7 separate regions of the Homo sapiens genome follow, and all the other regions are linked to region 3. The links are chromatin loops, found by intact Hi-C in ENCODE. Cell type or tissue: heart right ventricle. All regions are shown on one strand. Region 1 overlaps SLC35D4 (solute carrier family 35 member D4). Region 2 has its middle 98 kb from the start of RBBP8-AS1. Region 3 overlaps SLC35D4 (solute carrier family 35 member D4). Region 4 overlaps CABLES1 (Cdk5 and Abl enzyme substrate 1). Region 5 overlaps CABLES1 (Cdk5 and Abl enzyme substrate 1). Region 6 overlaps CABLES1 (Cdk5 and Abl enzyme substrate 1). Region 7 has its middle 140 kb from the start of CABLES1.

What was found. A loop is a pair of places that touch in the nucleus more often than their neighbours do. Peaks named below come from ENCODE experiments on the same cell type or tissue, not always from the same donor. Only the 100,000 strongest peaks of a DNase experiment are listed, where the experiment ranks them.
Region 1: it touches region 3 in a loop (2.3-fold over the local background); 9 of 110 quality-filtered maps call a loop at or near these places.
Region 2: it touches region 3 in a loop (4-fold over the local background); 16 of 110 quality-filtered maps call a loop at or near these places.
Region 4: a loop joins it to region 3, with 4 times the contacts of the local background. A loop is called at or near these places in 30 of 110 quality-filtered maps.
Region 5: a loop joins it to region 3, with 14 times the contacts of the local background. A loop is called at or near these places in 28 of 110 quality-filtered maps.
Region 6: a loop joins it to region 3, with 2.1 times the contacts of the local background. A loop is called at or near these places in 15 of 110 quality-filtered maps.
Region 7: it touches region 3 in a loop (3-fold over the local background); 12 of 110 quality-filtered maps call a loop at or near these places.

What each region holds. Positions count from the first base shown.
Region 1 is chr18:23,309,827-23,313,826 of GRCh38, reverse strand. The region is part of intron 13 of SLC35D4 (solute carrier family 35 member D4); the gene reads left to right. Among named protein-coding and RNA genes, the nearest start is that of SLC35D4, 130 kb to the left of the region's middle. In heart right ventricle, no CTCF peak of the experiment used is centred here; a DNase peak (open chromatin) is centred at 1,886; H3K27ac peaks cover 525 bases.
Region 2 is chr18:23,030,118-23,034,117 of GRCh38, reverse strand. No RefSeq gene overlaps it. Among named protein-coding and RNA genes, the nearest start is that of RBBP8-AS1, 98 kb to the right of the region's middle. In heart right ventricle, a CTCF peak has its summit at 2,441 (motif pointing left); no DNase peak of the experiment used is centred here.
Region 3 is chr18:23,357,232-23,361,231 of GRCh38, reverse strand. All of the region lies in intron 11 of SLC35D4 (solute carrier family 35 member D4), which reads left to right. Among named protein-coding and RNA genes, the nearest start is that of SLC35D4, 79 kb to the left of the region's middle. RefSeq lists an enhancer at 2,361-2,480. In heart right ventricle, a CTCF peak has its summit at 2,184 (motif pointing right); DNase peaks (open chromatin) are centred at 2,211 and 3,051; H3K4me3 peaks cover 1,854 bases; H3K27ac peaks cover 2,319 bases.
Region 4 is chr18:23,235,683-23,239,682 of GRCh38, reverse strand. It overlaps CABLES1 (Cdk5 and Abl enzyme substrate 1), which reads right to left. Exons shown (of 10, transcript NM_001100619.3): 6 at 3,632-3,788; 7 at 2,438-2,541. It also overlaps a transcript of SLC35D4 not described here. Among named protein-coding and RNA genes, the nearest start is that of CABLES1, 100 kb to the right of the region's middle. RefSeq lists enhancers at 1,791-1,910, 1,921-2,110. In heart right ventricle, a CTCF peak has its summit at 1,817; DNase peaks (open chromatin) are centred at 1,382, 1,722 and 1,952; H3K4me3 peaks cover 1,048 bases; H3K27ac peaks cover 1,932 bases.
Region 5 is chr18:23,225,492-23,229,491 of GRCh38, reverse strand. All of the region lies in intron 4 of CABLES1 (Cdk5 and Abl enzyme substrate 1), which reads right to left. Among named protein-coding and RNA genes, the nearest start is that of CABLES1, 92 kb to the right of the region's middle. RefSeq lists an enhancer at 2,740-2,839. In heart right ventricle, no CTCF peak of the experiment used is centred here; DNase peaks (open chromatin) are centred at 1,222, 1,849 and 2,351; H3K27ac peaks cover 4,000 bases.
Region 6 is chr18:23,258,165-23,262,164 of GRCh38, reverse strand. CABLES1 (Cdk5 and Abl enzyme substrate 1) reads right to left here. Exons shown (of 10, transcript NM_001100619.3): 10 at 1,695-4,000. It also overlaps a transcript of SLC35D4 not described here. Among named protein-coding and RNA genes, the nearest start is that of CABLES1, 120 kb to the right of the region's middle. RefSeq lists enhancers at 2,523-2,572, 2,203-2,866. In heart right ventricle, no CTCF peak of the experiment used is centred here; DNase peaks (open chromatin) are centred at 1,624 and 2,195; H3K4me3 peaks cover 1,007 bases; H3K27ac peaks cover 2,249 bases.
Region 7 is chr18:23,275,011-23,279,010 of GRCh38, reverse strand. It overlaps a transcript of SLC35D4 not described here. Among named protein-coding and RNA genes, the nearest start is that of CABLES1, 140 kb to the right of the region's middle. In heart right ventricle, a CTCF peak has its summit at 2,458; a DNase peak (open chromatin) is centred at 2,461; H3K27ac peaks cover 353 bases.

The DNA.
Region 1 (4,000 bases), 47 kb after region 3:
TCCACTCAGTGGACTGTGTGGCCTTGGGTGGTTGGGGTGCAGTGAGAGAGGAGGGGAGCGAAGAGGCAGCTTCAGTGGTTCCATCCTCAGTGCTAATACCTGGGGGCCCTGTGCTCTAGGTCCCACCACCAGGTGGATCACTCAGGAAGCCCCTGGTACAAATGGGAAAAGCAATGCATTCCCACAACTAGTGCTCAGCAAATGATGGGGAGGTGGCAATGATGCTCTTCAAGGGCTAGGCAGGAAGTGAAAACTGGGTAGATTTCACACCTGTGTGTTTTTAGTAGAATTACTGATCATCCTGGATGACCTTGTCACCCAGGAGCTGGAAGTCAGGAATTAAAGTTTTGCTTCTTGTCACACACTCACACCAGTGCATTCCTTTGTAAGCCTCCAAGTGCTCCAGAGTCACAGGGGGCTCCTTTTTTTTTTTCTTTTCCCTATTTTACCCCTTTGCTTTTAAATGCTTGTTTTGGGCTTAATGATAAAAGATTTTGTTTTGTGTGCTGACACTACATGTTCCTACATGTCTCAGAGCAAATTTTAAGCTTTCAAGCACATGAGGAGCCTCTTCCCCTGTGCTGACTTTCCAAGTGAGCAAAAAGGAAGCCAGTACCAAGCCTGTTGCATGTTCATGTGCCCTCCAGGGAGGATCAGAGGCTCAGGTTCTTTTTTTTTTTTTTTTTTTTTTTTTTTTTTTGAGATGTAGTCTCGCTCTGTCACATAGGCTGGAGTGCAGTGGCGTGATCTCGGCTCACTGCATGCTCCCTCTCCCGGGTTCCAGCGATTCTCCTGCCTCAGCCTCCCTAGTAGCTGGGACTGCAGGCGCCCGCCATCACGCCTGGCTAATTTTTTGTATTTTTAGTAGAGACGGGGTTTCACCATGTTAGCCAGGATGGTCTTGATCTCCTGACCTCGTGATCCGCCCGTCTTGGCCTCCCAAAGTGCTGGGATTACAGGCATGAGCCACCGCGCCCGGTTGGCTCAGGTTCTTTCCACCCTTTGTCGAATGTGACTGAGCCAGGCTCTGCGGCACTGACCTTGGTCCTGGGATGGCTTCCAAGTCTTTGACCTTAAGAGTTCACAATGCAGAGAGGGGAGATAGGCTTGTAAACAGATCACTGATTAATAGGACAGTAGTGGGGCATCACGCACGTAGAAACCACGTGCTGGGGAGAGAACACATCATCCTTTCAGAGGAGTCTTGCCTGTACCGAATAGATTAAAAATGGGCCCGTCCAACCCCACAGTTGTCCCACGGTGCAAACAACTTCAGTCTACATTCTCTACAGAAATAAGATAAAGGGTCTCAGGCAGCAGCACACTTGTTCCTTAGGTGATAAAACTTGAGAATTTTGAATTTTGGAAAGGTGACTCAGGAGAAGGCAGGAGACTATACAAACATTTCCAGGAAGTGGCAGACGGCGAAGGCACCGGAGTGGCTGCTAAACCAACCTTCTTTTCAAGTAAGGGCTGGTTTAAAATTTTTAAGATGTGTTTTTTTTGGCAAAAGGTGCATTTCAGAGGAATGAGCAGACCAGCTATCTATCTCACGGCAGACAGGATTCCTCCTAAGCTAAAGAGGCTCACGGAGGAGCAGAGGCACAAATCCCAGGCTGTGGGTATGGTGGGGGACAGGGCAGTTGTCCCTTTTTACCAGCTGGACTGAAAGTCACCTGAGTTAGGCAGTCAGAGAACAAGGAGAGAAGCCAATCAAAGAAGGCCTTGAACAGCGGGTAAAAACAGGCAAGGACAATAAAGACAATGGTGAGGACATAGAAATGACAAGTTGGGTCCTTTATAAATCAAGCGAAGTGTTCCATTATGCGGAGCTGCCAGCACAGCCAACATCCATCAGTGGGATGGAGCCTTTCTCAGCAAGTCCAAGAAATACATCTCCATTGGCACCGTCCCAGGCCATGTCTAAGAAGTTGCAAAAGGAAAGAATGACTAACAACATAGTTAACTTCAGTCAAGACTAATGAAGGGGGTGGGGGGAATGAAGAGAAACATTACAAAAAAGGAAGGTAATCAAACAGGCACAAACAATGTAAAATATTTCTTCAAACAGCTAAATATTAATGAATTGGGAGACCTAGATGAAATACATTTTGAGGAAAAGTGAAAATGGAAAATATGCAACAATGAGAAAGAGAAGACTTGATTAGGCTAATAGCTATTAAAGATCACCCCCAGCTAGGAGATCTAGATCCAGGGGCCTTCAAGTCACGGGTAACTTTCAGAGTCAAGATCATCTATAACTGTTGCAGGATAATAAGCAGAGAAGCTGATGAACTCACTTATGTGGTTAGTACAACATTGTTTCCAAGACCAGACAATTGCATTGAGAGGTAATAACATTTTAGTCCACTTCATTTATGACCATAGATGCAGAAGTCCTAAATTAAATGTTAATAAAAAAAAAAAAAAGAAGGGCCAGGCACGGTGGCTCACGCCTATAATTCCAGCACTTTGGGAGGCCAAGGCGGGTGGGATTGCTTGAGCCCAGGAGTTCAAGACCAGCCTGGGCAACAAAGTGAGACGTTGTCTCTACAAACAAATATTAAAAATTAGCTGGGTGTGGCAGTGTATGCCTATAGGCCCAGCTACTCGGGAGGAGTGCTTGAGTCCTGGGAGGTCGAGGCTACAGTGAGCTGAGATCACGCCACTGCACTCCAGCCTGGGCGACAAAGCGAGACCCTGTCTCAAAAAAAAAAAAAAAGGGAAGAGAAAAGAGGGACATTCATCATGCGCATCAGCTCAAAAGTTGTCATTCAATATGATCTTTGAGAAAAAGCCACCACTAGTCTCCACTTAGAGAAATCTCTTTCCCTATCCTTTGTATTCTTGTAATTGTCTGTCTGGCTGGGCTTCTACTTCTTTATTGCCCCTGAGGACAATACCCAGGTCTTTTTTTGTAATCAAGGTTTTTGCTACAAATCAATAAAGCGAGGCAGAAAGTGATACCAAATGACTTAACTACAAAGAAAAGTTCCAAAATCTCACCATGTTTATATCCTATCATGAGAATTCTGTATTTGTAGTTCCAGACTTCTTTCTGAGATGGTAATGCGTGACGATGAGGTTCATAAACATACTCCTTCCTTCTGCTTGTCTGTCTGCTGCCTTGCTCCCAGCTTGGAGACCCAAAGAGGCCTCCAAGACAGCACATGAAATCCCCTTGAGGGAGATGGTAGCTGAACCTCTCCCAACCTGGCCTACATCCCACCTCTCACTGCAAGAAAGCAGTTTCTTAAGCTTACCTTCCCCATGGAAGCTGTTTTGACCTGCAGGATGTGGAAGACTGGAAGCCAGAAACATCTTTCCTTAAGCAGACATTCCAAGTGTGGACAGAGCGGGGCCACTGGTTCACACACTCTCTTGGTGCTGGGGGGTTCGAGGCACTTCTGGGGTCTGAGTCCTGTGGCTGCCATTCCTGAGACACCTTTCTGGAATTTCCAGCCTTGAGAGATGTGGAGGTAACCTCTTCCCTCTCCTCTGGCTTCTAGATATTTGCAAATAATTAATTAATGATTTAATCACTCCTTTCCCCAGGATGCACCTGGTTTCTTAGAATGTGTCATGGATCAGAAAGATGGGAGCATTAGGTGAGGACGGAGAGATGGTGCATTGGACAAAGGCTGGGTGACAGATAAGTTTTTATCTGGAGGATCCGAGAACAGGTTAATGAGCACATCTGACCTTGGAGACGAGTTCTGCACTGCTGAGACAAAATGGAAATGAGTTTTCTTAATATACCCCTTCCCTGGAGAGAGATGAGGGCGGCCTTGGCTGTGCGCCTCCCTTTTGAAGAATTTGGAAGTTAAATGCTTCTTTGAACATTCTCACCTCCAAAACAGACTAAGACTTAGCCTTTTCTACACCAAATGCTTGGCTCAGAGGCACCGCTAAGTACAGGGGGCTGACTAGGAAGCGTGTGGGGAAAAGGACACGGGAAGTGGAACGAAGTGCCTGATGGCAGGCATCCGAACTCAAGTGA
Region 2 (4,000 bases), 330 kb after region 3:
CAGACTCAGTAAGCATGAATAATGGATAATTATCTTTCTGAATAAATGGTTAGAGGATAAATAGAAAAAAAAAAGCAAATTTCCTGGACAAATCTCCAAGGGGATAGTGGGCAGCCTCAAATTTGAGTGCAGAATGTGTTGGGCAAATATCTACTACATAATTGTCCCTGGATTCTTAAATATGTAAAAAGAAAGTTCACTGTAGAATTACTGATAATTTCTCTTTTAAAAAGTGTTACAATTATAAATGACATGTAGAACAAGGGTCCCTCCCCATTTCTAGTAGGAGACCTAGTTTAATGATTCTAATTTTGCAATGTTCGTTGTGACAACTGAGTTGGTTATAGGCTCACTGAGGAGAATTGTCATATTCATCTTTCTACTCTCAGCTGCTAGTTCTGGCATGTAACAATCATTAAGTGGTTACTAAATTTTTTATTTTCCATTGCACTGCCATGTCTTAGCCCCAGGTGCTCCTCATATTTGGAATATTATAATAGGTTACTAAATGCTTTTCTTGCACACCTGACTCTATGCCTGACCACGCCGTCACCAAATCCATTTTATATATATTGCGGGCCTGATGATGCCATCTAAATTAATGCATTACTACACAGCTCAAAATGTTTTCTACTGTCTTGAAGTTTAACATTTTACTACTTTTCCTTGTTGTCATAGCAATATTTCTTAATTTGCCTTATACTGATTTGTGAACTTGTTAAAAATATAAATGCTCAGACAAAATCAGAAACTTTGGGGTGGAGCTTGGCAATCTGTGGTTTAACAAGCCTTCCAGGTGATTCTATTGTACACCAAAGTTTGAATGCCACTGTACTAGCCTGTAACAATGACTTAGGGCAGTGTTCTCAAACTTGGCTGCACACCAGAATCACACAGGGAGCTTTAAAAGAAATATTGATGGGCCGGGTGTGGTGGCTCAAAGGCAGGCAGATCGCTTGAGCCCAGGAGTTTGAGACCAGCCTGAGCAACATGGCGAGACCTCAACTCTACAAAGTCAAACAATACAAAACAGGCATGGTGGCACGCCGGTAGTCCCAGCTACTCAGGAGGCTGAGGCTGCAGTGAGCTGTGATCGTGCCACTGCTCTCTAGCCTGGGTGACAGTCTGTCTCCCCCAAAATTACTGATGCCTGGAACTTACCCTCAGACATAATTGGCCTGAGGTGCAGAAAACATTTGACTAGGTGGACTTATAAGTAAAGGTGATAAAATTGAATGCTTGAAATAAATTCATGTTATTAAAGTATCATTGTTTACTGAAGTTCTGTATAAGATTTAATTTGAAGAAAGGGATCTGCTACTAATGGTCTGAAAAACCACAGTACTACAGACTCAAGTCTAAAGTCTTAATTTTGCAGTCAAGACCCAAGTTTACTGCCTTGCTTACTTAAACCACATACTAGCTCTACTCCCTAGTTCTAATACATATACCTACAAAGGGGAAAGAACATCAAACTGAGGTCCCAGATGCCATACATTCTGGTTCTAGCCCTTTGGGACCTTGGCAATCACTGACTCTTTGGGCTCCTGTTTCTTCATTACAAAGTGAGAGGCTTGAATCAGATGATCTCTAAAGCCCCTTCTGACTCAGTATTTTAGCATTTCCACATTCCAATTAGTTGGTTTCCCAACTTAGATTGCATTGTCTCCTCTTTGCTTCTCTAGGTTAACTCATCCTAAGGCATAGTTTGGGTTCTAATTGGCCTTAAGATTTCTTCGGCACAGCCTAAGCCTCTTTGACCTCTTAGGCATCTTTTTATGGCTGCCTGTTCTCCCCCTGGGTAATATGATCTCATACATTTCTTTGTATTCCTAAATGCCCAATATATAGGTACACAATGTTGACTTTTTTTCCTCTCAAGACCATGAATTCTTGCCTCTGCCCTTTGTATATTTCAACAATAGCTATGTTGAAAGCTCTTTTTGGCCTGATGAGCTATCATTACTGTGCCAAAGGTATCCAATTCATATCCTGTATATCCTAGAAATTCTCTTTTGATTGCTCAGCCCCTAGTTTCCAACTAATTATTTCTCCAAAAATAGCGCTCGGCCGGGCACAGTGGCTCACGCCTGTAATCCCAGCACTTTGGGAGGCCGAGACAGTGGATCATCTGAGGACAGGAGTTGAAGACCAGCCTCGCCAACATGGTGAAACCCCGTCTCTACTAAAAATACAAAAAAAATTAGCCAGGCATGTTGGCGTATGCCTGTAATCCCAGCTACTCAGGAGGCTGAGGCAGGAGAATCGCTTGAACCTGGGAGGAGGAGGTTGCAGTGAGCCAAGATCGCGCCAGTGCATTCCAGCCTGGGCGATAAAAGTGAGACTCTGTCTCAAAAAAAAAGTAAATAAATAAAATAAAATAAAATAAAATAAAATAAAATAAAATAAAAATAGCTCTCTTCTGGCCTCTGCTGGTGTGATAGCAGAAAACTGTTTCATTCTTTGCTTAAGTGCATGCCAAAGAATTCAAGTGTAAGGACACTTAAGTTTTCTTTTGTCTCTCTTCTCTTTTCTTTTCCTCTTCTGTGAGACAGGATCTTGCTCTGTCACCCAGACTGGAGTGCAGTGACACAACCTCGGCTCACTGCAGCCTCGACTTCCCAGGCTCAAGTGATCCTCCCGCCTTAGCTTCCTGAGTAGCTGGGACTACAGGCACACACCACCACACCTAGTTATTATTATTACTATTTTGAGATGGAGTTTTGCTCTTGTTGCCCACCCAGGCTGGAGTGCAATGGCATGATCTCAGCTCACTGCAACCTCCGCCTCCCAGATTCAAGTGATTCTCCTGCCTCAGCCTCCCGAGTAGCTGGGATGACAGGCATGTGCCACCACACCTGGCTAATTTTGTATTTTTAGTAGAGATGAGGTTTCTCCATGTTGGTCTGGCTGGTCTCGAACTCCCGACCTCAGGTGATTCGCCCGCCTTGGCCTCCCAAAGTGCTGGGATCATAGGTGTGAGCCACTGCGCCCGGCCTATTATTATTTTTTTATGAGACGAGGTCTTGCCATGTTGCCCAGGCTAGTCTTGAACTCCTGGGCTCAAGTGAACCTCCAGCCTCAGCTTCCCAAAGTGCTGGGATTACAGCCGTAAGCCACTGTGTCCAGTCAACACTTCGGCTTTCTAAGGACTATTCTAACAGTTCAACTCGGCAAAGAGAAAGACTGAGGTGTCACTTAAACTGCTAGATATGCTGAAAATACACAGTTGGATAGTAAAATTTGAGATACAGTTCAAATGCTTATTTCTGCAGTGGCATTTTTCAAAATTAAACTCATGGATGTTATGAGATGACAAAGATGACAAAGTAAGATTCTTAGGTGTTTCTTTAAAAGCTTGCTCTTTTAGAGAATATTTGTCAAATTTTGTCTAATTCTGACACTGTACTTAGTATCATGCCTGGTAAAGTGCTGAATAAATGTTTGTTAAATAAATGAACTAGTGTTATTTGGTTTATGTAACATTAGTCTTTTTATGTAACTGAATTACAAATGAAAGACCATCTTGGAGCTAGGCTCAGTGGCTCATATCTGTAATCGTAGCACTTTGGGAGGCCGGGGCAGGAGAATCACTTGAGCTCAGGAGTTCAAGACCAGCCTGGGCAACATAGTGAAAACTCATCTCTATAAAAAAAAAAAAACACAAAAAATTTAAAGAAAGACAATCTTGGGAGAAATCTTTGCCCTCTTTCAAAGTTATTTCTTTCAGAGCGTCTAATGCCCTACATACATTTAAAAATACATGCTAGTTGCAGTTTATTATTATTATTATATTATTATTTTTTTGAGATGGAGTCTCGCTCTGTCGCCCAGGCTGGACTGCAGTGGCGCTATCTCAGCTCACTGCAAGCTCCGCCTCCTGGGTTCACGCCATTCTCCTGTCTCAGCCTCCCGAGTCTCTGGGATTACAGGCGCCCGCTACCGCGCCCGGCCAATTTTTTGCACATTTAGTAGAGACGGGGTTTCACCGTCTCTCCTA
Region 3 (4,000 bases):
AGGGATAGTCTTGGAAGAATCTGTTCATACTTTCTGACATTTTACAGCAGGGCTCAATTCTTTTTGGTTTCTTCTTACCCCTTCTTTTTTTCTATTTTTCTTTTTCTTTTTTTTTTTTTTTTTTTTTTGAGACAAAGTCTCGAACTCTCTTGCCCAGGCTGTAGTACAGTGGCACAATCTCTGCTCACTGCAACCTCTGCCTCCTGGGTTCAAGTGATTCTCCTGTGTCAGCCTCCCAAGTAGCTAGGATTACAAGTGCCCGCCACCACGCCCAGCTAATTTTTGTATTTTTAGTAGAGACGGGGTTCCACCATGTTGGTCAGGCTGGTCTTGAACTCTTGACCTCAAGTGATCCACCCGCCTTGGCCTCCCAAAGTGCTAGGATTACAGGCGTGAGCTGCTGCACCCAGCCCCTTCTTTTATTACCTGTATCTTAGTTATTTGGTAGTACTTTAAAAACATTTTTAAATTGATATGTAATTTACATATATGAAATATACATGTTAAATGTATAGCTCGATCAATTTTGGCAAATCTACACACCTGCGTAACTTATACCCCATCAAGATATAAAACATTTCTGTCACTGCAGAAAGCTTCCTAGTCACTCCCTCTCCACACCATGAGACCTCTATGGATCTGATATCTGTTACCATAGATAAGTTCTGTCTATTCTCAAGCTGTTATAAATGGAATCATCAGTACTTTTTGTGTCTGGCTCATGAAGCACAATGTTTAGAGATTCATTCATGTTGTTGCGTATATCATGAGTTTGTTCCTTTTTGTTGCTGGTAGGGTTCCATTGTATGCATATACCACGTTTGTTTATCCATTTACCTGTTGATGCTCACCTGGGCTGTTCCCAGCTTGAGGCTGCTCTGAACATTCTCATACCAGCCTTTTTGTGACTTATGTTTTCACGTCTCTTGGATGAACATTTCAGAATAGGATTACTGGGTCTTAGAGTAGATGTATGTTTCACTTTCTAAGAAAGGATGTTTTCCAAAGTGTTTGTACCATTTTCCACTCCCACCCAGCAGTATGTGAGAGTTCCAGTTGCTCCACATCCTTACCAGCATTTAACATTGTCAGTCCTATTTTAACTCTTCTAGAGGGTGTGTGAGGGCTTCTGGATAGTGCTTTTGACTGAGCTTCCCTCCTCACTCACTCCTGAGTGATTGGAAGGAGGAGCTCTCTTGCAGGTGCACCTTTGGAGTGCGCTGGCAGCGGTGGTGGGACTCAGGCAGACAGTTCTTCATGCCCTCAGCATGGGCCCCACCACAGAGTTTGCTCCGAGAATCTCAGAACCTTCCTTGAGAAGAGGATCACCTTTCCCCCTTGCACTCTTTTAAGTATAGTAGAGGAAATTTCCCCTGTTAAAGAGTTTATACTTCCTATTTGTATGGGGCCCCTTAGCTGTGGTGTTCAAGAGAGCTCTAGAGAATTTCACGGAACAAGAGGAGCAGGGAGACTCAGGAATCTGACCCAGAAACAACCTTGTTACCTGGTGTGTCTGTGGCTCATGTGTGAGACAGAGCAAGCAGCACTAATTACTGCTTGGAACCGACCTCCTGTTTTCCTGCCAGTTTTGAGGGCGAGAACATGAGAGGAAATTTTCTTCACGTTCAAATATCAGTTAGTCTCGAATGTGGTAATATTGTGTCACACTTTTCACCATGGCAATTTCATGCTTTGTAATCTTTAGAAAGATGGGATTCACTCGCTCACTCAGAGTCAGCAGAATTGTAACTGCAGAACACAACAGTGAGGGCCTAACTCGGACTCCATTGCATAAGCCGCGTGTTGCTGTAGCAAAACATGTTTACAACTCTTTTTTTTTTTTTTTTTGAGATGGAGTCTCACTCTGTCGCCCAGGCTGGAGTGCAGTGGGACAATCTCGGCTTACTGCAACCTCTGCCTCCCAGATTCAAGCAATTCTCTGCCTCAGCCTCCTGAGTAGCTGGGATTACAGGCACCCGCCACCACGCCCAGCTAATTTTTGTATTTTTAGTAGAGATGGGGTTTCACCATCTTAGCCAGGCTGGTCTTGAACTCCTGACCTCGTGATTCACCCACCTCAGCCTCCCAAAGTGCTGGGATTACAGGCGTCAGCCACCGCGCCCAGCCTTGTTTACAAACTCTTTAGCCACTTGATTTGTGCTTAAGCCGTGTAGTTCAGCACTAGATGGTGCAGGAGTGTTGTTTTGCAGCAGACTCCTGGATCGAGTTTGCATGTGGCTGGGGCCAGCCAGCCACACGCTGCAACCTCTTCCGGGGGTATTTATAGCACAGTCACTAACATTTGCTGTTCCTGGGTTGCCGTGCACCCTCTCTGCTTAGGAGTACTACTTTAGCAAAAGAGAAGCCAGGTGGAAGGCATCGAAGGGGAATATTTGAGGTCAGCTTGAAATTGAGGACCACAGAGCCAGCTGGAAACTAGAACATTAGCTCTAGGGAAGGCAAGAGATGATCAGGTCTTTCCAATACTCTTGGTTTGGTAGTGCTTGCTGTGTGCTGGGTATATTGGTTATGGTGCTGACACACAGTGGGTGCAGGGGTGAGGAAAATAGCATCCCCACTCTCAAGGACTCGCTAATTCTAGGAGGAGGAGGGACAGGTGTGAAGTCAGCTAAGTGGTGTGTGAGAAACCAATGTGTGATGGTTTTAGAAATGGCTCAAAGGTAAGGGCTAGCTATTCTTATTTTCTCTCTCTCATTATGGGGTCAGTTTTCAGGATTTGGGTGGGGGTTATGATTTCCCGAGGACTGTGTTTTTTTTTCTTTCTTTCTTTTCCTCCCTCCTAGTCTTCCTCTGACCACACTTCTGCTCTTTAGACCCCCTCCAAAGCCTGGGCTGGGCTGTAAAAGCTGCCACGCGCCATGAGTCCCGTTCACCCTGCTGGAGCATTTCTGATGAAAGACTGGGTGCTGAGAGGGGTGAAGCCTGAGAGGACTCAAGGTCCTAAGTTTCATTCGTCTCCCTCTCCGCCGTTCCTCATTATCACATTGGCTGCGCTGCAGTTCCTCTCACACTGAGAAGGAAACTGGGAAAGGGCCAAGAGCACACAGCTGCCAAAGAGACGGAACGAATTCTCCATGGACGTGGACAGACTCTCCCTCCACTTTGCCTGAATGGAGGGCTCTGGCCACTCTCTAGGTCTGGGGTCCCCAGGGCACCCTTGCCTATCACTTCTATGGGGAAAGGGACTTCAGAATATATCCACGCTCTTCGCACACTAAATGACAACTGATGTTGTCATTTACAAATTCCCTCTACCAACACGGTTTGACAGTAGAGCTATTCAGAGGAATCGTGGCTGAAAGAGAACAAGAAATCTTGTTGGGCTTCATGAAAACCAGATCCCAAGAAATCCCTTCCTTGTAGTTAAACACACACTCACTCGCAGAAACAACACAAAGAAAATAACAGTCATAATTTTAAAAAGCCCTCCAAAGAAATTGAACTCAGAACTTTCCTTACCAATAGATAGTTGAATCATTTGAGATCGTTTGGGTCTCCAAGAAAGCATAGGAGCCCATCATGTCTTTTGATCTGAAACCCTTGATTAATAGCGTAGTGGTGAAGGAAATGCTGCCTGTGTGTTCCACTGTACACTTAATATACTAGCAATACTTAGGAAAATCAGCCCTCTCCCCCAGGCCCCCAGAACTGAGAGACAGGCCAAGGCCCAGGGGTCTGGAAGACCAGGCTCTCCAAGGGGTTCAGAAATTCCAGATTTGGAAGACAAGCTATCTGCTGTGGAAATGCTTAATTCCTTTTCTCCGGACATTTTTGGAAGGCTTTCTGCTTTTTTAATCTCCTGACTTCTTGTTTGTGACCAAGTTCAAATTCCAGAGAGGGAAGCAGCCAATATGTGTGATTATTTCCTCTTGCACCAAGTGGAACTAAAAGAATGAACTTACTTCACAAGAAACAAATGTACCCTTTGGACCTCAAACTAAAATGAATTTGCACAGTTGGTCTGGCCCCCGTGCTGTTC
Region 4 (4,000 bases), 120 kb after region 3:
CATAATAAGGCCTCAATCAATACTTGGTTCAACAGGCGAATTCTATACCTGTTCCCCAACACACAAAAATAAAGCAAACACCCCAGCGCCCCCACCCCCAACTGCCCCACTCTGTTTCCTACAAGTTCAATGCAAATGCATGAGAAACGGCCTGTAACCCATGTCGGCTTCTAGGAAAGAAGTCTCCAGGGAGCTGGGGGGTTGAGGCCCTTTGTAATACACAACACACTGTCAAGAACTTAGACGAGAATTCTGAAACGTGGATTTCCCACATTTTATCAAAGTGCCAACATCTGTGGCCAGAATAGGAAACATAGGTCTCCAGGAGCCGACCAGGAAAATGCAGTCCATGCGCAATTCCATTCTCTATAGCATGGACTATTCCCAGAAGCACTGACTGCAGAGCCAATGCAGTGAAATTAAAAATGATCCACTTGGGAACATCAAATGAGGAGGGCAGGACATACATGCTGACTTGGCAAGTCTTCTAGCACAGTCTAAGGAGGAAAAGTTGTATGTGTATACGTGCACACGCACATACACACATACTGCGGCCTGGAACCTCAAGGCTCACAATGAAATCATTTAAAGAAAAAAAAGATCAGATAAAAAAGATCAGATCTAGCACCAGCCCAACACTAGGCCTATAAAAGGAGAGGTCGGCATTATCACCAGGCACGTGTCTGTTAGGACAGCTCCCGCCAACATCGAAATAGTGTACCTTCCTATTCTCTTGGTTACCTAGAAATCTGCTACACTGTTGGCCCAAAGAATGATCTTCATGTCCAACCCCGAGGTCGGCAGTTGTGGGGCTGACTGCTGAGGAATGTGGAATTCAGAGACAGCTGGGCAACGTGAAAACAGCCTCGAGCCAGGAGCTCTAGCCTGGATCCCCCATTTCCTGTCTATCAACTAGGAAAGCCTCACTTGGACTCCCTGAGCCAGTTTCCTGGCCATGTTGCTTAATAAATAAAGTGAATTTTAATAAGTAAGGCAGTGAACCACATAAAGCATCCTTATTCTTACACCAGTTGCTCCCTCCTTGACATCAGGGCAATCATTCTGGTCATTTATTGAACACTTATTACGTGCTTGCCTCTGCCAAAGATGAATATGCCCTGGTTTTTTAAATAAACAGATCATAGAGTGGAAGAAAAGTAATTATACATGACTCTGATTTTGCTTTCTGTGTTAGAAGTTGGGGCATGAGTGAGGGAGAGTGAGGAGAAGCGGCAATTTCAAACTAAATGCCTTTGACTTGAATAAATTCTCCAATGACTAAATGCATTCTGACGCCGTGTGGCATACGAAAATGACCACTGAACTATGTGCCAAAGAACAAGAGGATAAGTGCTGAAAGTAACTGGCAAGGCCCCAAGTTCTGCCTGGTGTTTCTCTGACAAACAGCGGAGAACCCTCAGTTCTGAATGAAGATCTGGGTTTCCTTTGAGTACGGGGGATTGGTTTCCACTCTGGCTACTGCAGACACAAAAGCCGAGGGGAGAAAAAAGACCCCCTGGTTCACTCCTAAGGCTGGGGCTCCAGAGAACAGCTCAGGCTGGGAGCACAGGAGGGAGGGAACCAGAGGAGGAAGCGCTCGGCTGTGCCGGCCCCGCCAGGCCCGGCTCATGGGCCAGGACATGCAAAACGCAGGGAGGTGGTGGGGGCATTCTGGGTGGATGTCTCCCACCTGATGCTGTGCATGGCAGGCCTGGCCAATCGACTGTTCTGAAAGTGCAGCTCCCCCTCCTCCCACAGCAGGCGGGGCTCTGCTTGCCGCAAGAGTCAGGGCAAGTCGGCCCAGAGAAAGCGCCCAGGGCCCCGCCAGGCCCCTCTGGTGTCTGCAGAGGAGATGGCAGCCCTTGGTGGTGGGAAACAGTGGTCAGCCGAGAGCAGAAACCAAAATTACACACAGGGAAAAACAGGAAGAGTCCATGAAATAAAAACAGCAGAGAAAGGTTTTGCATGTAACACCCACAGTGTCCTACTTTCACTTTCCCAGGAGAGAATTCTGTCATCCCCAGCCTGGGGCCAAATGTTTGCTCAGCATGCACACGAAGGCCTGCAGCCACCAAGGAACTCCAAACGGAGCTGGACTTGAACTCAGCGCTACCAGGGATGGGCCTGGTCCTCTCCACGGGGGTTTGTGGAGGTATAAGCTCGGACATCCCCCTTCAGAGGAGAGGGTCCCCCAACCTGAGCTGGTGACTTTGTGGACACTGGCAGCCCAGCCTTGAAAGTGGTGTTTGCAGGCCAGGTGGCCAGCAGGATTCTGGACAGGAGGCAATACTGGTCCTTCCGTGGGCACCCACACCGGGGAGCTCCTCATGAAGGTCCCCCAGGCAGAGCAGTCTTTGAACAAGCCCCCAGCCGGCCACCAACCCAGGTGGGGCAACTGACGGTGCAGCAAACGGAGCCTCCATTCCACGCTACTCACCATGTAGGAAGGGAAGATCAGAACGCGTTTGTGTTTGCCACAAGGCCACTGGGGGTCATCCAAGAGATTTGGGTCATAGTCCATAAAGTCTCCCAGGTCACTACCTGAAGATCACATGCAAAATGCAAAATGATAATTAGCGGCTCCGGACCCTCCCCAGCAGAGACAGCCAGGAGAATGCCAAGTATAGCTGGAATGAAGAAAGGCTGGCTTTAGGGCACTTAGCTCAACGTCACGGCACTCACTGACTTTTATTAGACATCTCCGTGTGCCAGTGAAGTGGATTCTCCTCTTAAAAGGGTTCACCAAATTGTTAACATCCTGACATTTTTTTCCATTTTAGAAAATTATGTCTTAATCTCCCTGGGCCAGGAGAGCAAAAAACTTCACACAGCGTGCAAGATGCAGAAGACACTCTCAGAGTGTGGCCCCGAAGAGGTTCCTTTTTCAAACTTGCAGATCAAATTTGGAGACGCCTGTGCAGCACGATTTGGTGCGAATACTTCCAGGCATGCTATTGTGTCCGTATGAATACAAATCAGAGCGGCCACCAAGGCACAGCTGCGAACGATCAGAGGTGGCCGGAACACTAGGACAGGGATTCAGAACTCAGCACTTGGGCAGACCTAGGGAACTTCACATCCACCTGGAATTTCCCTGAGAGTAGACACGGCACTGCTTCCTAAAGTGTTTTCTCCACGTGCCAGTTCTTACAAAGGTTTGATCAGCAAAGCTGGAAGCATGCAAGTCTTCCTTCAGCCGCCAACTCAGCTCACCCACCAAGATAGGCACAAAGGAAACTCTCACACCTGAACCTGCACTTCAGAGCCCAGATTTTTTTTTTTAAAGTCCGAATTGAGCACCATGAAAATATAGGACAGAACCAGGTCATTGTTGGGGGGAGCTGAGTGGTCAGGGAAGCTGGGAGACACAGCCATCTCTACATGGTGTGCACGGCCTTGGCGTCTCTCCACGTGGAAGCTCAGGCTGTCAACGACTGGGTCATCTGATTAGAGAGAAATCACCTGCGGCTTCATTGCGGGCCTGCATGGCTTGAGATCAGGCTTTCCTAAAAGTCATGTCACCTGCGAGCCCCTGTCTTCCAGTCTGCATCACAGGGAGACTCAATCCCCATGTAAATGGAGGCACCTCCCTCCCACCACGAGCTACCAGACCCAGCCAGGCCAAGGTTACCTGTGTCGAGGCTCCCCTGGGTGCCGCTTGCCCGGCCTATGGAGAGGCTGCGGTGGCTCAGGTTACGGAACTGGGAGAAAGAGGAGGTGGAGTCTATGGTATTTCTCCGGGCTCCAAAGGCATTTGTGGGTAACAGAAATTGGGTATAGGAAACAGTCTAAAAGGTGAAGACAAAAACAGGCCAGTGATTATTCCCAGGCATTGCTAGCTCTGCATTCTGATCAAGCTACAGTTGTCACCCCACATTCAGGTCCACTTTCTCCTATTTGCAATTCTGAAATTCAATGAGATCTGAAAAATGAAATTTGTTTTGGTACTCATTGGTGCCAACACCCAACCTGAACTGACATAAGGCTACAGAGTTTTAAT
Region 5 (4,000 bases), 130 kb after region 3:
TTTCACTTTCTTTGAAAGAGCCAGATTTTTCCCAGACACATCTAGTGTTCAAATACTAATTTATTTTTTAATAATTTTTGAGATGGAGTTTTACTCTTGTTGCCTAGGCTGGAGTGCAGTGGTGCGATCTCGGCTCACTGCAACCTCTGCCTCCCAGGTTCAAGCGATTCTCCTGCCTCAGCCTCCCGAGTAGCTGGGATTACAGGCGCCTGCCACCACACCCGGGTAATTTTTGTATTTTTAGTAGAGATGGGGTTTCACCACGTTGGCCAGGTGGTCTTGAACCCCTGAACTCAGTTGATCCGCCCTCCTCAGCCTCCTAAAGTGCTGGGGTTGCAGCCGTGAGCCACCGTGCCTGGCCCTACTAATTTACTTATATTCCACTTCCTTTTAAAAATGGCATAGAGGCAAGTTCAAATACTACACATGAATATTGTCTAAAGTTGTGTATATTAGGTTAAAATGTTGCAGCTTTTACTCAGAGGTGAACACGGTTAGTCAGGTTATAGGAAGTGATCTCATTTCTACAGACACCCTAACTGAACTACTGGCAAGGAACTGTGGACGATGCAAGGTTGTCATTCCTTCTCTCTACAGTCCTGGGTAGCGCTGCAGCTTAGCCACATGTACCTAGAGGAGCTGCTTTCACATTCTGTGCAAGTTTGTGAACTTCTGCAGAGGCTGTAGGCAACAAGCACACTGAAAATCCAGCACAAAGATATATACTTTTTTTTTTTTTTTTTTTAAACAAAGGCTGACATTTAAAACTGGCCCACGGGGGTGGGGGAGTGGGAGTGACTGGAGGGGGTAAAAGGGAGGGACTCAGAAGATGGGGGTGGGGATTAAAACAGGAGGTAAAAGCACATTTGGGGAGACAGCCAAGCAGCAGTTATACCGTTAAGCAATGAGCAGAAAAACAGGCTGGTTCATTTTGGGAGTGTAAACTCATCCTTCATAGGATGGCACCAAAATTAATTTAATGTAGCTCTCCTTGAATGCCTGTAATTTCACTGTTAGAAACCCCTGGACCCCTGTCTTAGTTTTGGCTTCTTCAGCACAAAGCACACATGCACAGCTGTGGAGTCACCTGATCAAAGCAGGTGGCTAATCTAGCTATCTTGGGGCCAAAGGGGAATACCTAGGTCATTATTAATCATAAAACGGCCGACTCTGGACTTCATCTTTTGTAAAAGGCAAAATGATTTTTAGTTTCCTCTTCTGTGGCTCCCTGGCAGAGGCCCAGCCAGCTGCTCACTGAGCCATAATGCATGAAACAGATTCTGACAGGAAAACAAGATTCCCTATTAGATAACAAGAAGTTCAAGCTATGGCCCTTTCCTCAGGGAGCATGATCAATGAACTAATTAATATTACTCTCTTAAAAAAAGACAAGACTTAAATATCTAACACCTGGAAACTAGATGGAAAAAGTGTGATCCAATTAACTAGGTTCCAAGGCTTTCTGCTTCCAAAATGGAGTGGTCCTGACTTCTCTCCACCATCCTTTCTCTAATGGTGCTCTAAGCCCAAGAACTTGGAACACCTGCCAGGAGCTCCACTAGGCGCTAGCTCTTCAAAGGACAACAATAGGTTGAACACTTTGATGTGTCAATAATTTAAAAGCCAATTAAATATTAACAGGATTTCCAGACCCTTCAAAGAGAATAAGGAGTGAGAGATTTCCTGCACCTAAAGCAAAGCCTGAAAGCTGGATTACGAAAGGAAATACCACTTGTGAGCTAAATTTTAATTAAGAGATTACACATGGGCCGGAAGTCGACGACACAAGTCTTCCCCTTAGCTTAAGAGTCCCGTTTGTTGCCCTTCCGATACAGTGCAGCTGCCATCTTGGACCAGGCCTGCTTGCTGACATCAAGCAGAAGGTGCCTCCAGAGTTCAGAGACAATGGAACAGGGTCCACAGTTGATGGACAAAAGTGAAGTCAAAAGCAGCTTTTAGTCTAGAAGTCCCTTCCCACTCCCACTCAGGACTCCATCGATAAGCCATAAGCCATCCCCTGCAAGGGCAACTGGCAGACAATGAAGGGGTCTTAACGTAGCTTATGACCAAATCTTTGTCTAAAGGCAGCTCCTATAAACAGCCAGATAATGGCATGAGTCATCCATGAGATCATTCCAGAATCTGTCTCTGTGTGGGAATATGCTTGGTGTGAGGAAAGAAACACAATTTGTGAATGTGTAATTTTCCACAACAAAAATTTTCTGGGGAAAGTGGGTGGGGAGGAAGGGGGCATGGGCCTGGAGCCAGGCAGGGAGCATTTAGGCTTGAAGGCTCTAAGAATAGAAGACGCTGTTCTCTGTGTCGCAAAATGATCAACACTCAGGAAATGGACCCAAGCGGATGACCTCATCTGAATGCCCCCAATGCCAAAAGTTAAGGATATAAACACCATGTGGAAGCTGTTGACAATTTAAAAACACACCCCCCAGAGGCACCTTGCAACTCCACTGGGAAGCCATCTTCTTCATCACATGGTCTCTGATGCATCTGTAGTAAGTAAGTGACTCCTGCGACTATCATACAGTCAAGTATGGTTATCTTAAGGGGTGTGAACCTACACACACATCACAGAAACTCTTTTTGCTGGAATCATCTAGTTTGGTGATTTCACATAACCTCCAATCTCAAGTTTACTAGGTTCTCTCCTACTTTCTTCTGGTCGGATCCATGTGTACAGAAATACCAACCCACATCCAGATCTCAGGAAGTAAAGAGCACTTGGTGGCTGGTGTCGGTTCCCTTATGCATAGGGACAATTCTAGGACTAGTTCTCCATACAACACCTGCAGTCTCTCACTCACCAGTGGGTCGTGCTCTAGAAGCTCCTGGGCTGGCAAGTTGGAACTCAGAATGCATTTTTCATTGATGCAGTAAGTGGAGATTAGCCTACCCAAGGCTCTCTGAGCCTATAATGTAACTGAATCAGCCCAAAAGCAAAAACAAGAGCTCGGGTCATAGAAGCAAAAGGTCAGAGGGTGTATGAGGGTAAAAAAATAGGAGGAAGTTGAGTCTCTCCTCTTGGTTTCCTGGTCCAGGCTTGACCCTCAGGAACTTTTTTTTTTTTTTTTTGAGATGAAGTCTCACTCTGTTGCCCAAGCTGGAGTGCAATGGCACGATCTTGGCTCACTGCAACCTCCACTTCTCAGGTTCAAGCAATTCTCCTGCCTCAGCCTCCCGAGTAGCTGGGACTACGGGCACATGCCACCATGCCCGGCTAATTTTTGTAATTTTAGTAGAGATGGGGTGTCACTATGTTGGCCAGGCTGGTCTTGAACTCCTGACCTTGTGATCCGCCCACCTCGGTCTCCCAAAGTACTGGGATTACAGGCATGAGCCACTGTGCCCAGCTGAGTAACACTTTAAAGGTCAAGTTTGTATTATTTCACCTTCTTCTCTGAACTTCCCTTTCCTTCTTAGGACTCCAGGACCCTTTCCCCTAAGCTATTCCTGTTTTTCACAATTCCTTCCCTCTCTCTACATGTAAATCCATAAATTCCTTTGCAGGGCCCAGGTTTCCCACTCCTGGCCCTATGGCGGTGGCACAGTAGCCCACAATGGGGGCTGGAAAGCGAGGGGAAGAGAAGTGGTCTTGGATAGAAGTGTTGGACAAGCTGTTTACTAAGTGGGGTCTGCCTATTTAGGAAAGTTGAGAAAGTTGCTTGCAACTCATTTTGTGAGCTGAGGGTCACCAAGCCAAACCACAAATCCACACTAGAAAAGAGAAGGCCGTGACTAATGTGGATAAAAGGCAGAAAGATTCAGGCTGGCCTTGGCAAGTGTTAGTTGAGGAAAAAGGAGCTGGTTTAAGGCTGGGACTCTTCCCAGAAAATGGCATAATTTACAAGCTTCATCTGAGAAGAGTGTTTACAGCTATGGGAAGGTTTGATGTTACAGTTACAGTGAAAAAGCTGGGCAACATCTGTTCCTCTTCTCTGTAATGGGCTTGTTTTGAAAGGTAGGATTTAGCAAGAAAGATCAA
Region 6 (4,000 bases), 99 kb after region 3:
GGCACTATTCTTTTTGGTATTAAAGAAAAAAATTTAGATTTTTCTCTATACCTTTCTCTTTCCTAGACAGTTTTATGTCCTATGCTAATACGGAGGAATGGTGCCTCTCAGACTTTAACAGGCATACAAATCACCAAGGAGGAATGGTAAGATGTAGATTCTGCATCTTTAATAAGCCTGTAGGTGATGTGAATGCTGCTGATCCTTGGGCCGTGCTCTTAGTGGCAAGATGGTGGTGAGAGATGGCATATGGAAGCCCCAGCTTATGATGGTTTGACTTGCACAACTGTCAACTTTATGATGGTGCAAAAGCATTCCGTATAAATGTACTTTGAATTTTGATCCTTACCAGGCTAGCCATGTGCTGTATGATACCCCTTGGAGATGCTAGGCTGAATCATCTCACATAAAGCCTATTTTGTAAGAAGGTGTTGACTATCTCATGTAATTTATCAAATACTGTACAAAAGTGTTCTGAGTGTATTTGAGGTAGGAAAGGTTAAGCTGTGATGTTTAGTAGGTTAGATGTACTTTTTTCTTTTTTTTCTGAGACAGGGTCTTGCTCCCTTCACCCAGGCTGGAGTGCAGTGGTGTGATCACTGCAGCCTTGACCTCCTGGACTCTGGTGATTCTCCCACCTCAGCCTCCCAACTAGCTGGGACTACAGGCGTGTACCACCATGCCCAGTTAATTTTTTGTATTTTCAGTAGAGACAGGGTTTTGCCATGTTGCCCAGGCTGGTGTCAAGCAATCCACCCACCTCGGCCTCCCAGAGTGCTGGGATTACAGGTGTGAGCCACTGTGCCTGCCCCACCCAGCCCTTAAAAAACAAAATAGAGACATGGTCTTGCTCTGTTGCCCAGACTGGAATAAGGTGGAATGATCCTAGCTCACTGCAGCCTTGAACTCCTGGGATCAAGTGATCCTTCTGTCTTAGCTTCCTGAGTAGCTGGGACTACAGGTGTAAGCCACCACACCTAGCCGTACTAGGTGTATTGATGTTGTATAGATGATGTGTCATCTGAAGTCAAGAAGTCTGTGTGTGAGGAAGCACAGTACTCGCGAGGCATTTCTTTGTGGTTTTGCCAGTCTTAGGTTTGCAGCCTTTCTGGACTACCTATTTCGAAGTCTAAAGGGCCCTTTATGGGGTGGGGGCTCTTAGATAGCACCCCTTCCCATCCTGGCCTGGGTCCCTTCCGCTGGGCTGTGTGCAGGTGGCAAGAGGACCTTTCCCCTTCACCTGCCATTTTTCTTCTTTTCCAGCTTTGAATCTCAGCTTTGCTTTGCAGCTGCATGACTGGAAGCTGCTTTTTATTGACATTGGTGTTGGTGATGTGATTCCAGATTTACACTCAGTTTACTCCCTGCTCTTGCTGGCCCTCAGCACTGTGCTTACCCAACTGTGCCAACAGCCCCGGGGAGGTGACGTCAGGGCGCGCCCCCATCCCCAACCCCAAAAATCCCCCTTGATTTGAAAGATGTCTTTTGTTGCTGAACAGGTAACAAAACCACCTGGCTCAAATGCACTTCATTCTCCAGCCTCCCCCCACCCCACCCACTTAAGCTTGCAGCAGGGCAGAAAGGCTTCAGGCTCTCAGGAGTCACGGGAGGCAGCCAGGGCTGGGGAGGGCAAGGGGCCAGCTGTTCAGCACTAAGCCGGAAACGTCTGAGTGAGAGATAAAGAACTCAGCAGCCAGAGCATTCAACAGTTTTATTTGCTGTTGGGGAATGAAGGGAACAGGAAGGAATGACATGGAGGGGAAGGAAGCTCCTTACTCCCGTCACTAAGGTAGGGCACGTGGTACAGAGTGGCTTGTGTGAAGCGGCCGCCCCAAGCTGAGCCTGCAGCTGATAACCACAGACACCCTGGCAGGGAAATCTGTGATCGGAACAACAAAATGCCAAGGAAAACAAAACCCATTTGCATTTGGTATGAATTTCCTGTTTAAATAGGTTTTATTAGCGGGCAAGAAAGGAAAAGTGGTGACTTCAAGGTGTCATTGGGCTGGCAAGGGCTCGGGCCCCTGGAGGGGTACAGTGGGGGCTGGGCCACACTCCCTGCTGCCCGTTTCCTCCTGGGGGCAGCTGCAGCAACCTCTTGGCTTGTCTGCTTCCTGTCTCTTACCTAACAGTCAAGGCTCACTAGAGGAGTCCCGGGCCCCCTAGGCTGGCTCCGGGGGAAAAGGAATCAGGCAGAACCGGCTAGTATTATCCCAAGGAGTGTGGCTGGGCGGAGCTTCCCCACAGATCTCTGAGTGTGGGGAGGACTGGAGAGGCCTCAGGGCAGTCCTGAGAGGGGGCAGGGCTTACAAGGGGCTGAAGCTGCCCTCTGTGGAGGAGGTCAAAGGGCAAAACCTCAGAGCCAGTCTACTGCCTGGCCTTCTCGCTTCACAGGCTCAGACTTCCTCCTCGCCGAAGCCCAAGGCTGCGACGTGTCTGGAATGTTCCGTGTCACAGAGGTGCCTCTGGCAGTGACCTGCATCTCTCACCCTCCTCCACTTCCTTTGCCTCCGAAAAGCTCATGTCATGGACGTGCAAAAGGAGACCTCCTGATAAAATGCCTTCTCAGCCCCGACTCCTCACAAATAAATTAAAACCCACAAAACTGTCCATTCCACAAATCCACAGGCCAGGAGACAGTTTAAAATGAAAATGCATCTTTAAAAAGTAATGGACCACTAACTTCATGGGCTCACCTCATAAATGCTAAAAACCAAACAAATCACCCCAAATCCAAGTAAATTAGCCTGATTTTATCACACAGGAAAGGACTCAGGCTTCTCTCCCCACGTCTGGGCTGGCGGCCTGTCATCCATCGGACGTCCCTCCCCCCACCCCACTCCCCAGAGCTTGGCAGGAAATTCGGGGGCAGATGGGCAGTGGGGAGCTCTCTAGACCATTCTCAGATACCACAGGACCTGCTTCTCAGAAAGGCTCTCCCCCTGTAGGCACTGACCAGGAAGGTGGATGGCTTATCAGAGATGCAAGGTGACAGACCCCATGTGAGGAAGGCCAAGGGCATTTTGTAGTTCAGGCGATGGAGGCACCTTGAATATTTTCTCAATTTTGCTTTATAAACAGCAAGTGCCCTAAGTACCAGTTGATCTAGCTTTCGATCAGCCAAAGAGACCACATTAATCATATCCTCTCCCTCCTCCCTCCCCCCACCACCCAAATCACTGTCTTACAACTGATTCTGGCCAAGGAAATTTGTTAGCAAAATATTTAGGACTAAACTCAGTGCAATCTAAGATTCTGAAGAAGCCAAGTATTCTGTTTTGGCCCTCACCAGCTGCTGCTTGAATTTCTCCATCCTCCAAGACTGTCAAGAATCTGACAGCTCTGCTAACGAAAGCTGCAGACCCTCGGTTCGGTTCCATCGCCCTTTCTCTGGGCTGGTGTGTGAAGCTCCGAATCTGTGACCTCACTAGAATCAGTGTGCGCAAGGGGATCAGCAATGCAGGGCAAAGGTGACTGGTGAGACACACGTCTACACAAACGCATACAGGTATACAAAAAGCAACAAGAGTTTAATTCTCTTTTTACATGGCCACAGGCTCTCTTCAGTCAGGGGAACTTCAGCTGGTGCCTCTCTCTTGCAGCTATGAGGCGACAGTGTGGTGACATGCCTCATACAGACTGTCCCAGTAAGCCAGGACAAGTCACCATTAAAATCTTGCATGAACAGCCCTGGGCACGTGGGAATGTTAAGAAAGAGCCACCGCCTCCTTAGTCAGCTTAACCACAGCTCCAAACGCAGTTTGTCCCAGCTGGCAAACGCCTCAAACACCAATCATGCGTCGTGCTCCTATTCTGGGTTTTTATAAAACACTTTTATATAGCGATATAGATAGCACAGTAAATGTGCTTCTGATGCACTCTAACATAGAGGACAGGAATACACACTGTGGGGCGCCGCCCCAGCCATCTCCACAGTGGAGAAAGTGCGAGGGTTAAATACACGTGGCGGGGTGGCAGACGGCAGGAAGTTACAGAGCGC
Region 7 (4,000 bases), 82 kb after region 3:
GATGGGGTCTTGCTCTGTCACCCAAGCTGGAGTGCAGTGGCACAGTCACAGCTCACGGCAGCCTCAAACTCCCAGGCTCAAGCAATCCTCCCAACCCAGCCTCTGAGTAGCTGTTACCACAGGTGAGCCCCACCACACCCGGCTAATATTTTTTTCGTTTTAATTTTAGTAGAGTTGAGATCTCACCATGTTGCCCAGGCTGGCCTCGAACTCCTGAGCTCAAGCGATCCTTTCACCTCGGCCTCCCAAAGTGCTGGATTATAGGCTTGAGTCTCCACACCCAGCCCTAATTTTCTTAATGATAAAAATGGGAGTTATAATACCATGGCTACTTAGATCATGCTAGACATGATTTCACGCGTAGCATTTAGCACCAGCCTCAGCACCTGTCGGAAATGACAGCCATTATTAGTTTGATTACTAATTTATAGTAGTTATAGCCCCTAAGAAACGATGGGTTACAGTAATTATAGCTCCCAGGAAATATAGGATTATAACCCCCAGGAAATGATGGCCATGAATAGTTTGATGACTACACTTCCTAGTAAATTGCTATTCTGCTCCTGGTGTGACACTACACTGACTTCTGAAAGCCAGACTTTTGCTTTTACCAAAGACCAAGTCTCTGACTTATATGCATTGTGTTCATTAAGCTCCCATTGTATTCTCTGCCTTCTTTTGGTCTTGAGAACCTCATCAGCACATGTAGTCCCTAGGTTGTGTGGGTTCCAATTCCCTTCCAGGCGCCTTCTGGGAGGGTTCAGCCTTCTGTACTCAGCCAGGGCACCAGATAAGTCAGGTTGCGGGAGTATGTGGGGCTCTACATTCTGCCCAGTGGTTTTGATCAGTGGAAGAGGGTCTTCCCAAGAAGAGAGTAGGAAATCAATTGATTGGAAAGATAGACCCATTTTTCCTCCCTTCCCTGTGCCCATGCCATTTGCAATGTGATGAAGCCATTCCCCCACTGCTTGGACTTGGGCTAGCCTCCTGACTTGCTTTGGCCAATAAACACAGTAGAAGTGGTACTGCCCGTTTTGGAGTCTAGACCTTAAGAAGTGTTGTATATTCCACATGTTCTATTGGACTTCTGCTTTGATGAGGACTCCATCTTTGATCCAACTTTAGACAGACTCCTCTGAGCCCTCCTCCTCGGAGCCCCAAGGCCTTGTCCTTGGCCTGCTCAACCTAGTTTAGCAAGAATTCTGCCAGGCCAGTTTAGCAAAAATCACCCCCAGTCTTGATGCCTAACAAGTTCCTCTTGATAAATTGACTCCTTCACCCTGCCTGTTGGCTAGAAATCCCTAGTTACCTCTGTGGTATCCAGAGTTGAGTTTAATCTCTCTCTCCTATTGCAGTAGTCTTGAATAAAGTTTCCCTTGCCTGTTTAACTCTGTCTGGTGCAGTTTTTCTTTGGCAGCTTCCACCATGAGAACAAGCCCAGACTAGCCTGCTGAAGCTTGAGAGACCATGTGGAGCAGAGCTAAGTCCTCCCAGCCAAGGCCATCTGTATTAGTCTGTTTTCATGCTGCTGATAAAGACATACCCAAGACTGGGAAATTTACAAAAGAGGTTTAATTGGACTTACAGTTCCACATGGCTGGAGAAGCCTCACAATCATGGTAGAAGGCAAAGAGGAGCAAGTCCCATCTTACATAGATGGCAGCAGGCAAAGACAGAATGAGGAAGATGTAAAAGCAGAAACCTCTGATAATACCATCAGATCTCATGAGACTTATTCACTACCACAAGAACAGTATGGGTGAAACCGCCCCCATGATTCAATTATCTCCCACTGGGTCCCTCCCCCAACATGTGGGAATTATGCCAGTACAATTCAAGATGAGATTTGGGTGGGGACACAGCCAAACTGTATTACCATCCTAGACCAGCCAGCCTTCAGCTGACTGCAGACACACAAGTGAGCCTGGGTGAGACCAGCTGAGCTGCCCAGCAAAATCTAGACTCATGAGAAAAAAGAAATGGCTATTAGTTTAAACCAGTAAGATTTGAGGTGGTTCGATTTGCAGCATTATCATGGCACTAGATGACAGGTAGAGAGGAGAAGAAAAGGTAAGAGGAGCAGAGCAGGACTTTTTGAAGATCTCCTTGCCCTGAGCTCCATGAGTCCTGCAGAGTGCATGTCGTGTGGCTCCTGTAGCATGAGTGAGGGACAGCCCTGTCTCTTTGGCTACCACTCCTGGCAAGGGGAGGCAGGGGAATGGGATTGCAGCTGGCTCTGCGGGTCCCTCCCTCAGTAACCAGGCAGCAAGGAGAGGCAGGGAGGATAGGCGGGCAGGGACTGGCTAGCGCCGGGGTTGACTTGGCGGTATGTGCCAGCTGGAAAATAATTAAGTCCTAGATTCCAAATAACTTCAAGTGCATATGGGTGGGACTGAGCTATGAATAGCAGGCCTGAAGAACTATGAAATACCAGCACCACAACACTGGTGGCAGCAGTCTCTGCTTGAATGTCCTCCTCCCCAGGCTGGGGCCCCACTCTGCCTTGGGCCTATTGTTCTCCCACACAGCCTCTCTAGGTCCCTCAGTCCTTTCTTCCTTTTTCTAAAAAAAAAAAAAACAAAATTCTGGTAAAATACACATAACATAAAATGTGCCCTTTTCTGGCTGGGCGCGGTGGCTCAAGCCTGTAATCCCAGCACTTTGGGAGGCCAAGGCGGGTGGATCACGAGGTCAGAAGATCGAGACCATCCTGGCTAACACGGTGAAACCCCATCTGTACTAAAAGTACAAAAAAATTAGCCGGACGTTTTGGTGGGTGCCTGTAGTCCCAGCTACTCGGGAGGCTGAGGCAGGAGAATGGCGTGAACCCGGGAGGCGGAGCTTGCAGTGAGCCGAGATTGCGCCACTGCACTCCAGGCTGGGCGACAGAGTGAGACTCCATCTCAGAAAAAAAAAAGGTGCCCTTTTCCCCATTTTTAAGTGCACAGTTCAGTGGTATGAAATATGTTCACAGTGTTGTGCAGCCATCACCACCATCCATTTCTGGAATCTTTTCATCATCCGTAACAGAAACCCCAGCCCACTGAACACTAACTCCCCGTTCCTTCCTTCGCTGTCCCTGGTCACCACCATTCTACCACCTGTGTGTATGAATTTGCCTATTCCAGAAACCTCACATCAGTGGAGTCACACGACATCTGTTCTTGGGTCTCTCAGCCCTTTATTCTTACCTAGCATTGTTTTTAGACATCTGAAAAGCAGCCCACCAGGGATGGGAGAGCTACACCTTCTAGAACACCCCATCCCACTTCCTTTGACCCCCTATAAGAGTTGGGCTACATGACCTTGGCTTTGGGGTACAGGTGTCCTTCCACGTCAAGTCCCCAAACAAAGCACAGCACAGCACAGCACAGCACAGCACAGCACAGCACAGCACAGCACAGCACAGCACAGCACTCTTTCTGACCCAGCTCCTGAAGAGGCTGTGAGGACCTGTCCCGCTCCATTTACCTGCTCTGCCTCTGTAGTTCAGCTTGTTCTCGCGAAGCCCCTTCAGCCTCCGGTCAGGTGATGGGGAAGCTGGTGGGGTGAATGATCACCTCGGGTTTGTCTCACCAACCCCCGGAGGGCACGGTTCATGGTCCTTGAGTAGCCTCTAGGTGCCCGCCCAGTTTCAGGTCCAAGGCTGCACCTAGAATTATTGCTTCAATAGCTGAGGCTCTGGCTTGAGGTAAGCTGGAATCAGAGCAGTCCTCTGGGGCCAGAAAAATCTGGAGGCGCCCAAGGTCTGTTGGCAGCCTGGCCGTGTGAGTGCATGAGTTCAGGGAGACAGTGAGGAGAAGGCAGAACATTGCGAAGTTCCCACCCTCTGCTGCCCCTCCCTGCACCCTGCACACACACACACGCACAAGCACTCACACAAGCACACACACATGCACACACAAAAACACACAAGCACGCACACAAGCACACACACACACAAGCACACCTACACAAACACACTCACACACAAAATACAAGCAGACACACAAGCACACAC